Regions from separate parts of the Homo sapiens genome. Here all the other regions are linked to region 1. The links are chromatin contacts, found by Hi-C or POLR2A ChIA-PET in ENCODE. All regions are on one chromosome and are shown on one strand. The core of a region is the stretch at or near the end of the contact, and the rest is flanking DNA. Distances in the headings are between cores, read along the strand shown. Region 1 holds the start of ETV6 (ETS variant transcription factor 6). Region 2 holds the start of MAGOHB (mago homolog B, exon junction complex subunit). Region 3 has its middle 17 kb from the start of EMP1.

Evidence for each region. Hi-C counts contacts between places; a loop is a spot of excess contacts on that map. ChIA-PET counts read pairs that join two places held with the same protein, here RNA polymerase II (POLR2A). Pooled maps may share reads with other maps.
Region 2: a loop to region 1 is called in a map of naive thymus-derived CD4-positive, alpha-beta T cell, with 9 times the contacts of the local background. The contact joins the promoter of MAGOHB here to the promoter of ETV6 in region 1. A Hi-C loop is called at or near these places in 1 of 168 maps with a recorded cell type or tissue (naive thymus-derived CD4-positive, alpha-beta T cell) and 8 of 50 pooled maps. POLR2A ChIA-PET finds 5 or more read pairs at or near these places in 2 of 52 experiments (BJ and activated naive CD8-positive, alpha-beta T cell).
Region 3: a map of tibial artery shows a loop between it and region 1 (19-fold over the local background). The contact joins the enhancer-like site here to the promoter of ETV6 in region 1. A Hi-C loop is called at or near these places in 1 of 168 maps with a recorded cell type or tissue (tibial artery). POLR2A ChIA-PET finds 5 or more read pairs at or near these places in 1 of 52 experiments (activated CD4-positive, alpha-beta T cell).

The regions. Positions count from the first base shown.
Region 1 is chr12:11,647,342-11,651,328 of GRCh38, forward strand. ETV6 (ETS variant transcription factor 6) reads left to right here and starts at 2,333. Exons shown (of 8, transcript NM_001987.5): 1 at 2,333-2,819. The coding sequence starts at 2,787. RefSeq lists an enhancer at 1,236-1,335 and silencers at 1,516-1,755, 2,046-2,255, 2,466-2,515, 2,526-2,685.
Region 2 is chr12:10,611,442-10,615,065 of GRCh38, forward strand. It overlaps MAGOHB (mago homolog B, exon junction complex subunit), which reads right to left and starts at 2,168. Exons shown (of 5, transcript NM_018048.5): 1 at 1,998-2,168. The coding sequence starts at 2,091. RefSeq lists enhancers at 1,225-2,104, 1,889-2,288, 2,105-2,982.
Region 3 is chr12:13,178,186-13,182,152 of GRCh38, forward strand. No RefSeq gene overlaps it. Among named protein-coding and RNA genes, the nearest start is that of EMP1, 17 kb to the right of the region's middle. Within about 2 kb of position 1,651, at least 20 of the 41 ENCODE cell types and tissues checked have a DNase peak (open chromatin) inside an H3K27ac peak, as active enhancers do.

The sequences.
Region 1 (3,987 bases), core at 1,083-3,582:
TGGCAACCCCTGGTCTAAATGTAGTTTTTGCTACAGTTGTCAACTATGTTTTTTGCTTTGGAACCACAAACATTCTACTTCAAACTACTACTTCTATGAATCACTTGTAGACGTTGAGGAGGAGTTAGGAAGAAAAGTCGAGAACTAATTTAGTCCTGGGGTTAAATAATAATTGTAGCCAACTTGAATTGAGCACATATATTGTGCAGCTCTCTGCTAAGGAGGCATTTGTATATATTTTCTTATTTAATAAGATAATCTTATGAGCTAGGTACTATTTCTCCCCATTTTACAGAAGCTTAGTGACTGTGTTGTCAGGGATCACATTGCTAAGTGATGTGGAAGACATAACCTAGCAATGGGACATCTAAACCAATGTCTGCAACATCAATTAAGAAAAGCAAAAGAGGCCGGGCGCGGTGGCTCACGCCTGTAATCCCAGCAATTTGGGAGGCCGAAGTGGGTGGATCACGAGGTCAGGAGATTGAGACCACGGTGAAACCCCGTCTCTACTAAAAATACAAAAAAGATTAGCCGGGCGCGGTGGCGGGCACCTGTAGTCCCAGCTACTCGGGAGGCTGAAGCAGGAGAATGACGTGAACCCGGGAGGCGGAGCTTCCAGTGAGCCGATATCGTACCACTGCACTCCAGCCTGGGCGACATAGCAGACTCCGTCTTAAAAAAAAAAAAAAAAAAGCAAAAGAATACAGAAAATTGTTAAAGGGGAGAAGGGGGTGGTCAAAGGCAGAGGAGTCGGTGTGGACAAGACAGAGATCTCTTGGAGAGAGGGCAGGACTACCAGTTGACAAAACCTGTTCAGGTTCCTGGAGGCTCACAACCACCAGTTCCCATCATCCCAGCAACAGCACTCTTTCCCACCCTAGCCTCGTTCGTAATGATCTGATCAATGTGTGAACAAAAATATTGTGTGTACAAGTCTCAACACATTTGATAATGTGAAGAGGTGAAGGAAAGTGGGTAGGAAAAATCTGTAGGGTGGGGAGACTCGGGGAAATGTGTCCTGGTCCAGTGCAGGTAACATATATGGGTATATATGCGTATATACATATTTATACCATATTTAATATATTACTCTATTAAGAAATTATAACAAATTTCCTTTTACATTACACATCCACATATTAAACCCCCAATATGTGCTAACAAGGTTAGAATTTAAGTATAATGATAATGTTCTCAGTTTTTTGTGGTGGACACTTTAAGAGAGTGTAAATAATAATAAAAATAATAGAGTGATCAGATCACTTGTGCTCAGGGCTAGACCCTTCAGCCCCAACGGCCTTAACCCCCCTCAACTGCTTTTCCAACCAAATATTCCTCCCCCTGCAGGATCCCAGGGCCATCCAATCAACCGGCCAATGACGGTTTCAGAGAAGCGGTCCTGGGGAGGGGTATTATCTGCAGGAACACGTCCTGCCAACTTTGTAGTCGAGTCACCTATTTCGGTTGGTAGCGGCCGCTATTTCTTTAAAAGGGCAGTGGATTTCGAAACAGGAGGGGGAGGTCAGGAAAAGGAACTCAGCTGCCTTTGATAACTGCCCTGCAGCCTTCCCTTCCCGGAGCGCGTGCTCGGCTCGGGAAGCGCCCGCGGCCGCCGCATCCCCGAGCGGGCGCGTGGCGCCACCTCTTTCCGGGGCGCCCACCTTCCCCGGGAATCCCCCCGCCCGACGGTCCCCCAGCGTCTGCGGCGCGGCCGCCCCGGCTTTGTCTCCGGCGTCGCGCTCGGGCGCCCGCTCTCCCCACATTTCCCCGTGTGCAGGCTGTAACCCGATCTCCCATTTCCTGGTGGATTCTCTTAAAGAGGCAGCGGTCGAGAAGCAGAACAAAGGCTATTGTTTTATTTCCTCCTTCGGATTCCGCGTCCTAACCGGAATGGCCCTTCATAGATAATTACTTTCGTTGCATCTGCGCTTAGTGAAACGTTTCAAAACCCTTGTGCACATCGATGTATCCAAGAGACGGAGCCAGGGGAGGTGGGAGGAGTTTAATAAAACCTGTTTTGTGGTGTCTGGGGCCACAATGTAACGTTTTTTAAAGGTGTCTTCCTTAAGCCCGGAAATTGGCTCGGCCAGCGGGAGGTCTCGCGGCGTGGAGGGCGGGCGCCCGCACCGGGGGCCGGCCTGGGGGGCTGCGCCGCTCGCCCCGCTCGCAGCCGCGGCCCCACGCGGCCCCGCTACCCGGGTTTCCTCCGCCCGCGCCCCCGCGGCCGCCCCTCCCCCGCGCAGCTTTTATTTCCCCGATGCCGGGCTGTAACCCGAGCTTTTATTTCCTGGTGGCTCCTTTAAGAGGCAGAGCTCAGTGCTGGGAATTCACGTCAGTTTCTGCACTGAAACTCTCAAGATCAATGAGCAAAGAGCTTTCTCAGTTCTGCCTTTCAGTTTCTCTCTTCCAGGAAGGAAAACATTCGAGAGAGCGAGGGAGAGCCGCGGGAGGGCGGGGGGCGGGGGCGCCGGCTGCGGGTGGGAGGAGAGACCGGGAGGCCGGCCGGGCTGCGTCCCGGGTCCCCGCGCCGCGCCGCGACCTGCAGACCCCGCCGCCGCGCTCGGGCCCGTCTCCCACGCCCCCGCCGCCCCGCGCGCCCAACTCCGCCGGCCGCCCCGCCCCGCCCCGCGCGCTCCAGACCCCCGGGGCGGCTGCCGGGAGAGATGCTGGAAGAAACTTCTTAAATGACCGCGTCTGGCTGGCCGTGGAGCCTTTCTGGGTTGGGGAGAGGAAAGGAAAGTGGAAAAAACCTGAGAACTTCCTGATCTCTCTCGCTGTGAGACATGTCTGAGACTCCTGCTCAGTGTAGCATTAAGGTAAAAATCTTCTCCCCTCCTTCTACGTGGTGGAAACCCTGAGCTGCACCGGCCAGGGCAGTCGTGCTGGGCTCCTCAGAGCAGGCTGTTGCAGTTGCTCTGTTCGCAGGAAATTATTTGGGGCGAGAGGGAAAGAGATGCAGCTCGCGGTGGCTGCTGTACCCTTTAGCGTAACCTTGCTACTCCCCCCCACCGCCGAGCCCCTGCCGGCTCCTCGGCCCCCACCCCCTTGCTTTTTGACAATGAAATGCCGGTCACAATTGGTCAGAGCAACCCGGATTGTCTCCAGAACCGTAAAACACCCCCGTAATTAGTGCGCTTAAAAAAAAAAAAAACAAAAAACAAAAAAAAAAAACCTGCTCCCTATTCCTACACCCAACATGTGACTGAAATATAACTTTTGTTCCCGAGGGGTGGTCGTCTTAGAAAAAAAGTTGTTCAGTTTCCACTGCGATAGAATCTTTTTATTTTTTTAAAGGACTCTCTGGGTCTGATCAGACAGGATTTTTTTCCCCCTCGTCTGATTGTAATTGCAAGCGCTGTCGGAGAGACAGTCCTGGTGTCAGCTTTTCCTAGGCATTGCACAATGAATTTTTTTTTAAAACCAAGGTGAATAAAGTTGCTGAATAGTTATTTTACTCCGATCCATATGAAAGTTGAGCAATCCCAAAGTAGAAAACTCCTGTGATGGAGGGAGAGGAAGAACTAAGCAACCAGGCAAAATGACCTTCTGTGTTTGACAGTGCAGAGAGGCTATCTAAGCAGCACTCTGTAAATGCAGGGCGGTAGATGTTTGTAAACACACTGCTGGGCTACCCAGTAGTTGTGTGTATGCATGTCTATATATCTGTAAAGACTGTGGTGCTGCGGTTTGTTGCTTCTAAAAAGTTGTTGTAAAGTTTGCCACCATTGGGAGGCAGGATGATTTATCCATCTACCCGTGTTATTTTTCCCATCGCTGCATTTATTGTACACTTTATTCATTTCGCTGTTCCACCAGTACCCAGGTAGAAAGCCTTCCGCTCTTGTGAGAGGCTGAAGCTGCTGAAGTTTGTTTTTGGTTTGGCCTATTTAATGTGTGTTCACTGAATGGACACTACAGCAACAATGAACAAATAACCTGTTTTCTTCGTCTGTGGGGAGTTAGAAAAACCCTTCCTGGTTTAAC
Region 2 (3,624 bases), core at 918-3,417, 1.0 Mb before region 1:
AATGACAGTCTTTGATGGCTTGGCACCAGGCACAGTGGCTCATGCCTGTAATCCCAGCAATTTGGGAGGCTGAGATGGGTGGATCACCTGAGGTCAGCAGTTAGAGACCAGCCTGGCCAACATGGAGAAACCCCGTCTCTACTAAAAATACGAAAAAATAGCCAGGCATGGTGGCCCATGCCTGCAATCCCAGCTACTCGGGAGGATGAGGCAGGAGAATCGCTTCAATCCACGAGGCGGAGGTTGCAGTGAGCCGAGATCGCACCACTGCACTGCAGCCTGGACGACAGAGCAAGACTCTGTCTCAAAAAAAAAAAAAAAAAAAAAAAAAAAAGAAAAGAAACGCGTCTTCGGGAGGCTCAATATCACCAATGGAAGTATGTGTAACAGTGTAGTGGCAGATACATTGATTAGAACCACTGTTCTAGCATAAAACTTCCCTGATAATATTCAGGTACTTAATTCATGTGACCTGCTAAAAGTGATAGGGACAAGCTTGATGGTGTTCGCAGGCAGAGGAACTGAAAATAATACTACATAAAGAATAGATGAATTCAGGTAAATTTAGCTGAATTTATGGGGACGGTAAGGTTAAATACAGTGATTAAGGTTTCTAAATAATTGCAGGGCTGGCCCGGTGGCTCATGCTTGTAATCCCAGGACTGTGGGTGGCTGACGCTGGTGGATCCCTTGACCTCAGGGGTTTGAAGCCAGCCTGGGCAACATGGGGAAACCCATCTCTACAAAAAATAACATAACATAACATAACATAACATAACATAACATAACATAACATAACATAACATAATTAGCTGGGTGAGGTGGCGTGGGCCTGTATTCCCAGCACCTCGGCAGGCTGAGGTGAGGGATCACTTGCACTAGGGAGGGGGAGGTTGCAGTGAGCTGAGATCGTGCCACTGCACTCAGATCTGGGTGACAGAGTGAGACCTTGTTTCAAAATAATAATAATAATAATAATTGCAGGACTGTAGTTAACGTGAGTTCTGCCTGAAATGCTTGATACTCTTCTCCTTTCCTAATATACGTTCCTTCTCTAATTTTTTATTCTTGCTCTCACAGAACATTGTCCAAAGCCTGCTTATAGGACTTAATATGCATACTGCTTTATAGTTAAATGTCTGTGCCTCCCACCAAGACAAATCTGCTTTAGTTAAATTTGTCTTACTCATTACTGTACCTTAAAATTTTGTATTTGCTTGTTGTCCAGCACAAAACGTGCATTCAAAAAAACCCAAAAAATATATATCCAAATGAACTTTCTTGTTGCAGGTAGGCAAGATCAATGTAACATTCTCTAAGGATAGCGCTGTCAGAAAACACACTGTTGCACACTACTTGGGTAGCAGTTTCACCTCATCCTCTGCTCATACTGCTCTGGAAGTCTGTTTTTTTCTCTCAAAGGCCAAGTCTCTCATTTCGAGACTCATCTCAAGAGTGCCGTCCTCTAAGAAGATCTTCCTGACTCCCTCCTGTGGAACTTTACCTCTCCCCTCTTGCTTGGTACTCTTCATGCGTCCTATGGTGAACAATTACACGTAAACACCTAAAACATATTATTATTCTCATTTGTTAACACGTTGGGCTCCTCCCCTTCAAAGAAAACACACAGCCTAAATGAAAAAAAGGTACTGGTCACCACAAGATTTTATTCATCCACTGGACCACCCGCTGGTGGGGGTGTTTTCAAAAAAGTGCTAGCATTTTCAATCAGGGCGACGATCTAGAGTCCCTTCTGGTGCACTGTTACAGAATTCTGATTACTGTAGGTTCAACTTTTCAGTTTGTGACAGGATTAGCTTTAATTTATTGCAATTAATTCTCTTTCATTTATAAAACCAACTTATGCCTCCTCTATTCTTAAGCTCCTATTTCCTTCGAGGGAAGCAGTGGCCTCCGCCGCCTGTACCCTCCACACCACCCGGCCTCTCGGTCTCGCTCCCCTTTCCCAGCACCGCGTGCCGTGGGCCTCTTCTCACCGTCCGGCCGAAATTCGAACTCCAGAAACTCGTGCCCAAACTTGCCCTTGTGCCCTACGTAGTAGCGCAGGTAGAAATCGCTAGCCACAGCCATTTTTGTACCCGGGAAGCCCGCCGAAAACGCAGCCAACGTGTCCCCCGGCGCCTTGCAGTGACGTCATCGCGCGGAATAAGTGCGTCACCACAGGCGCTTCTCTTCCTCCTGCAGTGCAGCCCTAGACTAAAGCGTGAAAGCCGAGTATCGCGTGAGAGTCCGGAGGCGCTGAAGGGAGGGTCGCAGCGCCGTGACTTTCGCTTTACTAGGAATGGAGGCACATTGTTTTCAAAATAAAGATTACATTATACTAGCAAAGATTAGAAATGTGAGCATATGATAGTCTTTTTTATGGACTTAGAGCTAAAGGTTTGCAAGTCACTTTTACTTTTCTGGTCTCCCAATCCTTGCGGCGTTTGTGAGGTGGGTGTGGCTCTATGCCCCCTTTAACTGTGAGCTAAATAAAGATAAAGCTTAGAATCGAAATGGCAGACCGGGAATATAAACTATTTTTCTTACTTAATTTCTAACAGGGTGCTTTCCCTTTGGATAGCGATTGGTAGTTACCCGGGACCTCTAAGCCTATAATAATAGAGACAAAGTCAAAGGAATCCAACTCTTAAAACCCTCACACCCCCCACACCTGAAAAACCCTGACAGTCACCGTGCTTTTTTTAACAGCAGAACTTCTAAGGTTCTTAATTCATTCAATAAGGGTTAACTTTTAGTAGCCTGTGAAGTTTTGGCAATTTGACTTACGATACAATAATGGTTTAGCCCATTATTGTTTCTCGCCAGATAGAATTAAATTGGGGGAATGAAAGAATGCTCCAGTGTGGCGTAGTTTTTAAGGTAAGGGAAAGACTTTTACACAAAGTTTCCTTTTCAGATATTATTGATCACCCTTTTGTTATCAACACACAGAGTAATCCTATCTGTCGGTTGACAACCTTCAGTGATTTTTAGTAGAAAGTGGTGGAGAGAAGACCTGGGATTCAATCCCAACACTTAACAGCTAACTAACCTCGGGCAAGTGACTATCTCTAAGCCTGTTTGTTCATCAGCCTAATGCATATACAGCAATCTACATTGCCAAGCTCACAGAATTCTTGAGAGATCTAATGAGATAATATGTAAAATAAGCTTTAAATTTTATAAAACATTAGTTTTAACAAACATTTCCTATGTGACAGTTTGAAACTAGAAATAAGCCATTTGATCTGGTAGTCTAGAAAAGAAAGCAAACACGTAAGGCGAATACCAGCACAAGGGAGCAATTGCTATAATTAAGAATATATGTGCCATCCTGGCCAGCATGGTGAAACCCCGTCTCTATTAAAAATACAAAAAAATTAGCTGGGCGTGGTGGCGCGTGCCTGTAATACCAGATACGCGGGAGGCTGAGGCAGGAGAATTGCTTGAACCCTGGAGGCAGAGGTTTCAGTGAGCTGAGATCGTGCCACTGCATTCCAGCCTGGGCAACAAGAGCGAAACTCTGTCTCAAAAAAAAAAAAAAAAAAAAAAGAAAAAGAAAAGAAAGCCTATATGTGGCCGGGCGCAGTGGCTCATGCCTGTAATCCCAGCACTTTGGGA
Region 3 (3,967 bases), core at 401-2,900, 1.5 Mb after region 1:
ATGCACAGGTTCTGAGCCAGATATGAAATGGGCTTTGAACCTAGTTGGTCTGAGCAGCTGCATTTGGTATCAATTAGCATAAAAAACAATTGAAACCAAAGAAATCTGCAAGAGGACAGCTCTAATAATCTAGCATTGAGAAGCATAAAAACTGAACCTGTGTTGAGACATTTGGAATGGAGAAAAAGACCCTAAGACAGGACATAGGGCAGAGGAACTATTAGCCAGGGCTCAGCAAAGAAATGGTGATGGAATTGGAGGAGAGATATTACATGTGTTTTTTGCCTCTTGGAATTTTTGAGCTGGAAGAGCCCTTAGTCTAATATCATTATTTTACAAATGGGAAAACCAAAGCACAGAGGGGCCAGTGAAGAAGTTGTATCTATAGACTTCCAGGTGGGCCAATGAAATTCAATTAGGTCTATATTTTATTTGGAAAATAACATAAATATGTTTTAGGTTTCAGACACAGAAGCTTAATTAACTAATACGGTGTGTCAAGCAGAGCACTGGTTTCAGGCTTTTGACTTTTGCATTCTGATTCCAGAAAACTTGACCCCTGATAAGCTCTGACCCTTGATCCCTGGAGACCTTTGGGAGGTAGTAAGTTACTTTGCATTGGGGCTACTACGGATGGAAAGGATCAGGTTCTCCAAAAGCCACTGGAAAACATGGTGGGGCAGAAGACTGGTGGGATCTCAGAGCTACACCCTGCTCCCTGGGGCTCTGAGATCTGGGAGCGGTCAGGCTAGACTGTATCTTTCCCAGGATGTCCCATTCTGGTCTGGGTCATCTGGCTTCTACCCAGACTCGCGTCAGCCTCCACACTGTGATTATCCATGACACTTCAGCCAGCAGCATCTCCACAGCACAGTTTATCAAAAAAAAAAAAAAAAAAAAAGATCCTTTCCCAGGAACTGGGAACGCGTTTCATTTAGCTTCATTTAAAATACATTGTTAAAGCGATGTGCTCCACGGAGCTGCCAAATGCTATAAATATGTATGAAGTCGCAGTAGCCTCCTACACCCATGGAGAGGCCAGTTTTGGGATGGATAACAGACAGGGGGAATTTTAAGTACATCCTGTTCCACTAACACTTGCTTCTTTTCCATTCTGTTCTTCCTCCTTTTGCTCTCTCCTGCTCACTAACCCCCCTCACCCCAGCAGAAAAAATAATTGCTACGAGGGCTGAGCCTGAAGATTTCTTTTTTTTTTTTTCCTTAAAGTGTTGCAAAACCTTAAAACTGTAAGGGAATAACAGCTTTCCCCACAACACACAAACACAGCTCTCCTCTGGCAAACAGGAAACACTCCCAGGGCTGTGGGCTCCTGAGCCAGGAAATGGGTCTTTGCTGCTCTGGTTACCTTCTCCTCAGGTTCTTCCTGGGCATTCAATGCAGTTAAAAATAGTAACCACCAAAACCAGAAGAAAAGATGATTTCATTGTCTAACCGCTGCAACTTGTGGCCTGATTTGGGTGGTGGCAGAGAGGGAGCTAATCCTCTGAGTTGGCGCCTTGGGAATTCTCTTAGGGTCGAGCTGGTCCCTGCCCCAGGATTTCAAAACGGGGTATCCCTGAGGAGCCAGCCCAGCTCAGGAGGGCGGCGTGTTAGGCAGAGCCAGCTTACCACACTCGTGCACACTGTGGGTGAGGCAGCTGGTGGAAATGCAAGATCTCTCCGTGGCCCAGCCTGTGAGCAGTGCAGGTGGCACACACCCGCCCTGGCTTGGGAAGGCAAGGCTGGGGGCGGAGCCTGTCTGCTATCTGAGCTAGTCATTCCTGCAGTGGTCTGGGTAGTGTGCATCCTCAGCTGGCCCTGGCAGGCATAAGAATTTGTAGAGTATGCTCAGTTCCACTCAGCATAGGGAGCTGTCACAGTGACAGGTACAGAAGGGACCCAGTGGGCTTCTAAGGCTATGTGAAGACAAAGATAGTTTGAGAAGGTACTTTATCGGGGAACCTGCCCTGATATTCATGTAGGTTCTTTTCTATTTTCCCTAAGCATTGGCCAGCTTGAGAAATAAAGGGACAGAGTACAAAAGAGAGAAATTTTAAAGCCAGGCGTCTGGGGGAGACATCACATGTCTGTAGGTTCCGTGATGCCCCACAAGCCACAAAAACCAGCAAGTTTTTATTACGGATTTTCAAAAGGGGAGGGAGTATGCTAATAGGTGTGGGTCACAGACATCAAGTACTTTACAAGGTAATAGAATATCACACGGCAAGTGGAGGCAGGGCGAGATCACAGGACCACAGGACCGGGCCTAAATTAAAATTGCTAATGAAGTTTTGGGCACCATTGTCATCGATAACATCTTATCAGGAGACAGGGTTTTGAGATCAACCGGTCTGACCAAAATTTATTAGGCGGGAATTTCCTCTTCCTAATAAGCCTGGGAGCGCTATGGGAGACTGGAGTCTATTTCACCTCTGCAGTCTTGACCATAAGAGACAGGCACACCTGGGGGGGCTGTTTATAAGCCTATACCTCCGGGTGCGTGTTCTCTTTCTCAGGGATGTTCCATGCTGAGAAAAAGAATTCAGCGATATTTCTCCCATTTGCTTTTGAAAGAAGAGAAATATGGCTCTGTTCTGCCTGGCTCACCGGCGATCAGAGTTTAAGGTTATCTCTCTTATTCCCTGAACAATTGCTGTTATCCTGTTCTTTTTTCAAGGTGCCCACATTTCATATTGCTCAAACACACATGCTGTACAATTTGTGCAGTTAATGCAAATATTACAGGGTCCTGAGGCGATATACTTCCTCCTCAGCTGACAGGATTAACAGATTAAAGTAAAGACAGGTGTAGGAAATCACAAGGGTATTGACTGGGGAAGTGATAAGTGTCCATGAAATCTTTACAATTTATGTTTAGAGATTGCAGTAAAGACAGGCATAAGAAATTACAAAAGTATTAATTTGGGGAACTAGTAAATGTCCATGAAATCTTCACAATCCACGTTCTTCTGCCATGGCTTCAGCTGGTCCCTCCGTTTGGGGTCCCAGACTTCCCGCAACAGTACTTGAGGGTCTCCAACAGTTAATCATGTTGAATAAAAGAGAGATCAGTTTTTACAATGAAGAACCTTGCTCCACCCCCTGCCATGCAGATTAAAATCCTCCAAAGCAGAGGTAAATTCACAGTGATGAAAAGATCCACATCCCTCTAAATAGGTTTATGGTCCTTAATTTTTAATTTGCTTTTTTTTTTTTTTTTGAGACAGGGTCTCACCCTGTCATCCAGGCTTGAGTGCAGTGATGTACTCATGGCTCACTACAGCCTCGGACTCTTGGGCTCAAGTGATCCTTCCACCTCAGCCTCCCAAGTAGCTGGGACTACAGGCATGAGTCAGCACACCCAGCTATTAAATTTTTTTTTCTAGAGATAGGGTCTTGCTATGTTGCCGAGGCTGGTGTTTAACTCCTGGCCTCAAGTAAGCCTCCCAAAGTGCTGGAATTACAGGCATGAGCCACTGCACCCAGCCTTGCCACTCATTGGGCAAGAGTTTTAAAAATAAGTTCTGTGTGCCTAGCACCTCCTGAAGTGTTGTGGGGATACAGAAGAGATATAAGAGCTGTTTGCCATCTTTGAGGACTTTATAGTTAAGGAGAGAGAATGAACTCAGCTGAAGCAAACTGGAGACAAGACATGCAAAGCATTCAGCCAGGAAGTCCTGAGTGCCTACCAGACACTGCTCCGGGGAGGGCAGCTGTGAAATAGCATAAAGAAATGCCTGCTGTCAGGAGCTCATGCTCTAGTTGGGGGAGCAGGTGGAATAATAAGTGGGGTATATGCCATATGCTGGCTAATGCTGGATAATGGATAACAGGTAAGCAGAAAAATAAAGTGGCAAAGGGGGATAGGAAGTGTTGGGGAAGGGTTGCAATTTTAGGATAGGTGACTGGAAAAGTTCTTCCTGAGACAGTGACATTTGAGTCGAAACACGAAAGATACAAGTACTGA